Linked DNA regions of Mus musculus: region 2 is linked to region 1. A link is a loop called in an ENCODE intact Hi-C map of the cell type or tissue named here. Cell type or tissue: left cerebral cortex. All regions are shown on one strand.

Region 1 (2,500 bases):
AGGGTGCCCAACAATAACAAACATTAAGTCACTAGTATACAACTCCTGGCTAGAAGCAGCCTAGAAAAGCTGCAGTTGTGTGACGCCAGCCACCGCAGGCTGTCCTAATATGCTGAGGCCCATAAAAGCAAAATGGCTGGACTGCCTAATATTTCGGACACGCAGGCTCTCCAGTATGTTCAAGAGGCAGCACATGGGATGGAAGATTATCCCAATGTCTTCTGACTTAATGTTCTCTGCTGGTTTATCTTCAACTTGTTGAAGTATGGGTTTTGTTTTTGTGTTTTTTGCGGGGGTGGGGGGTGGGGTGGGGTTTTTTTCTTTTTCTTTTCTTTTCTTTTCTTTTTGCTTTTTTTTCGAGACAGGGTTTCTCTGTGTAGCCTTGGCTGTCCTGGAACTCACTTTGTAGACCAGGCTGGCCTTGAACTATGAGATCTGCCTGCCTCTGCCTCCTAAGTGCTGGGATTAAAGGCGTGTGCCACCACGTTTTCCTCCTTTCTTGCTCATTTCCCCCATTCGGAATTGGAATATCTATCCTATGTTTGCCAGTCGCTGAACTTTAAAAGGACAGAATGTGACTGACAAGTGTGGAGACACATAGCTAGTCGGTTAGAAAGCCAGGGCCTGGACTTCTATAACTCTCCAGGGCCTGTGTTCGTTGTGCCCCGGCACTTCTGCCTTCAGTATCAGTGTGGAACACAAAGGGCACTTCTGGGAAAAACAGTGAAAGAAGTAAGTTGAACTTGTCTTGTCTGCCTCCAGACTCCAATCATATCTCACAGACTTCGTGCCATGTTACCCTGCCCATAAGCCACCTCCCCACAGTGGGTGTGGTTCCACCTTCTCAGAGCTTCTCCTTCTCAATTCCTCTAAGCCCTTGGACCTGGACTCAATACTATATTGTTTTTGTTTTGTTTTGTTTTTGCCTGGCCTGGAACTCACTCTATAGACTAGTCCGGCCTCGAACTCACAGAGATCTGCCTGCCTCTGCCTCCTGAGTGCTAGGTTAGAAGGCGTGCGCCACCACCACACTGCACTACAGGAAGGCTTTGAGAGCACGGTTTAACTCAAGGGTTGCTGCTTCTTGTGAGAGGAATTGTGGGTAGTTTGCTTTTGGGGGAGGGTTGTTTGTTTATTTGTTTGTTTGAGATAGCTGTATAGCCCAGAATGGTATCTAATTGGAGATTCTCCTGCCTCAGCCTCCCAAGTGCTGGAAGTACAGGCTTGCGTTGTCATGCCCTGTTCAGCACATTGACTTTATGGCTAGAGTATAAATATTTTTGACCTTACAGACTATATACAGACTGGGGTAAAATAGTATTGCCATCACAGCATGAAAACAGACATAAATAGTCTATAAACTAAAAGACACTGTGACCGTGTTTTAACAAAACGTTATTTACAGAAGTTTGGCTTGGCTCATGGACCATAGTTTGCCTCTTGATCTGCTCATCATGCCTCCAGGTTTGTTTTTTTCTCCCCCCCCCCCCCTTGTAATCTAAGTTAGTTTAACACTCACACGGTAACCTTGGTAGCCTTATTCTTGTTGTGATTTTCCTAGCTCAGTGTCCCAAGTGCTGGGGTTATAGATGTACTCCATACCCTGCTTATGTGGATGATTTAACACCCTGGTAAGGGTAATGGTCTATCTGAGGACTATTCCCGAGCTATACCAAAGACGATCCTCTTAGAAGCACAAGCTGCTTGGCTCCTTAGATACCTCGCATGTTTACCATCTGATCGGTATGTGAGCCCAGCTTCTACAATTGATCTGTGGTGTGATTTGCTCCGAATTCCACAACTACAGTGCTCCTGTATATTCCTCCTTGTCAACTAGCTCTCATGAGCCCATTGTAGTGACCCATGCCCTGAGAGAGGCAGAGGCAAGAGGGTCACGCAGCTCCAAGGCCAATCTGGGACACGTCCTGTAACCCTATCTCAAAGCAACCAAAACAAATATATAAATAAAATCGATTTGATAAGAATTCTCAGCTCATTGAGCAGCTGTGGGAGAGGCTATGAAATAACACAGCTGCAAAACTGGAGTATAAAACGAACACGGAAAAGTTCACGATTCTCTCCAAGCCATTGTTACTCGCCATCTGCTTCCCCCTACTGACATCCACATTTCTCTCGCTCGATGCTGCTTCCCTCACTTCGTTTTTTCCCCCCACCAGCACATCCTTGCTTTAAGTCTCGTCTTCCTTCCCTTCCAGTACATCAGGCCCTTGGCATCTGTATATCCAGTCTTTCCAGGTCCATCCCCATTCCAGATAATCTGTCCAGATGTCTGACTTTAGAACCTGGTTTGTATTCTGAAAACAGGCTCCATTCCTCTGAGGACTGTTCCCATGGTTCATCTTACATCAAGAAGGCTAGAGATGACTTGGTGGCCCTCCATCTATAACCCAGAGGACACCAGAAAGACATCCAATCTACAAATATCTTTTTTTTTTAAGTTGTAAAGGATGCCAGGAACTCCATCATCACTATACAATTC
Region 2 (2,500 bases), 350 kb before region 1:
GGACCACGGGGAGGTGGTATCTTCAGACATCGGGATGAAGGAAATGGGAGCTAGGAGACACGTCTAGAAGTAGATGGGTCCTCTTTTCCTAGAGTTAACCAGTCCTGACTGTACACGGGAGGACTAGAGAGGTTTCTTCACTGGCATTCACTTGCTGAGACCCAGCAGGATTCCTGACTAAGTAGGGCAATGGAAATATCTCCTTGTCCTCATGTAAATTGGGCCTAGTAGAGAGAGCTTTTGAATTCTATTTCCTGGTTTTGGGTTTGCGTTCCATTACTACGTGACCTTAGGCGTACTATTGAACTACTCTATCAGTTTTGCTCATCTGCTAAGGAAGAGTACTAACAGCATTTACCAAACAGGGTTGTTGTGAAAGTTAAATTAAGTCATTTCAATCAAGCATTGAGCAGAAGTCCTGGCTCGCTGCGAGCATGCCACCAGAAGGTAGTTTTTTTTTTTTTTTTTTACTGGCAGAAATTGTAGTACTATGTATTTCAAGGCAGATATGGGCTGAGGTGCTATGGTCTTGAATTCAAATCCTTTTAGCTATGTAACCCTGGGCAGCTTAGTTTGTGTTTCCACGTTTGTGAAATGAAACGACCCTGTATCAATATAGCAGGGTTGTGGAAAGATTGAGAAACCATTGGTAAGTCACTGACTGTATAGGAAGTGACACGTTCATAGTGTTCATTCAGTGTGGTTTAGCTGTGATAGTGATGAGGAGGGTGACAACAGCCAGTGACTGCCACCACTGTCACCCCAACTACCATGAAGGCAACTGAAATGAGAGATGCCTTCCTGATTATCATTGTGACTGCTGCTGTCTCAGGCTTGGCTGCCTGATGGGAGGGATTTGATGCTGGATTTAGAATTTTAACTAACAAAGCTTCCCCAGAATCTTTGTGTCGGGCATGCAGTGGGCAGAAACCCTGGCTTGCAGGAAGCTAGCTCCTGGCGATAATGGTTGTGGGCATTCTGAAAGTTTCCGTAGGTTAACTAGTCTTTTGGAAGAATGGGGGTCAGGAGGTGGCTCTGATGGTTTTCCAGAGACCTCTTGGCTTACTTATTCTTTCTTTCTGTCAGTGGGCTGACTCCATGGTGCAAGCTATCTTGAGATTGGTAGTCTAGGAAACCAGGGAGGAGATGAGCAGGCGAGAGTGGTTTTCGGTGGGTGGGGTAGATAAAGACAGGTGAATGGATTTCACTTTGACTTTTTTCTTAATATCTTTTGATTGAGGGGCAGGTGCTTGTTCACAGAGAATGAACCACTCACAGGGCTTAGAGAAAGGCAAGTTTATTTCTTCCTTTTTATTTTGTTACCAAGCTTGGGGATAGAACCCGAGGCTTTGTGCGTACTGGGTAAGTTTTTACCACTGATCTACATCCATACCCAGGCCCAGAAAAGCAGGGTTAAAGCAGACCAGTATCTTAGCTAATGGGGGAAGCACAGTGTAGCAGAAGGCTTGCTGCTCAGGAGATCAGACTCCTGATGCTTTTGCTAACATACCAGCAGATAGCACAAAAGGATCCTCAGCAGCAGCAGCAGCAGCAGCAGCACCAGCAGCAGCAGCAGCAGCAAATCACAGTGCCTTCTACAATGCTAGTATTTGGTAAACCCCTCTTTTCAAGAACCGCTGTTTTAAAATCGACTGTGCTCTGCAGTCTAAGCCACCAGTCCCAAGAGGAAGAGCCAATTTAAATGCAGTTTCTAAGCCTTATACCCCTTCGTTCTGTGACTTGTCAGCCATGGGATAGGGAGATGCCTCACCCTTACCTTGAAGATCCTTCGGTCTATTCACAGGCGTTGATGGGTGATAGGCACTTCTTTAGGTGAGGACTGGGGAGCACAGGGTGCTACTTGTGATAGTCCTAGCTCCCTGGGACAGCTGTTTGGAGCACATGTGTACAAGAAACAGCAACCCAAGGGAAGGACAGACATTAGAACTTAACTTTTCCAGCCAATCGGTGCTAGTGCACACCTTTAATCCTATCACCCAGAAGGTGGAAGCAGGCAGATCTCATGAGTTCAAGGCCAGTCTGTTTCACAGACTGAGTTCCAGGACACCCAGGGCTACACAGAGAAACTCATGGGGGGGGGGAGGGGAGGCGGGGGGGGGGCAAAACAAAATGAGAAAAGAAAAGGAAAGGAAAGAGCCGGGCAGTGGTGGCACACACCTTTGATCCCAGCACTTTGGAGGCAGAGGCAGGCAGATTTCTGAGTTCGAGGCCAGCCTGTCTATAGTGTTTACAGAGTGAGTTCCAGGACAGCCGGGACTACATAGAGAAACCCTGTATTGAAAAACAAACAAAAAAACCCGAAAAAAACCCAACCAACCAAATAAATAAATAAAAGGAGCTTTCTCCAAAGTCACAGTTCTAAGAGTTAGGAAAAATTGCAATAAAGGGTACTGTTCACACTGGGACTTGCTGCGGATCCACTTGCATTTGTTAAGAGATTTTTTTATGGAAGCTTCAGTCTCTTGGGTGTGTGCATGCG

What was found. Hi-C counts contacts between places; a loop is a spot of excess contacts. Peaks named below come from ENCODE experiments on the same cell type or tissue, not always from the same donor. Only the 100,000 strongest peaks of a DNase experiment are listed, where the experiment ranks them.
Region 2: a loop joins it to region 1, with 2.9 times the contacts of the local background. A loop is called at or near these places in 3 of 42 quality-filtered maps.

The regions. Positions count from the first base shown.
Region 1 is chrX:143,043,740-143,046,239 of GRCm38, forward strand. No RefSeq gene overlaps it. Among named protein-coding and RNA genes, the nearest start is that of Rtl9, 55 kb to the right of the region's middle. In left cerebral cortex, no CTCF peak of the experiment used is centred here; no DNase peak of the experiment used is centred here.
Region 2 is chrX:142,694,386-142,696,885 of GRCm38, forward strand. The region is part of intron 2 of Tmem164 (transmembrane protein 164); the gene reads left to right. Among named protein-coding and RNA genes, the nearest start is that of Tmem164, 14 kb to the left of the region's middle. In left cerebral cortex, no CTCF peak of the experiment used is centred here; a DNase peak (open chromatin) is centred at 1,019.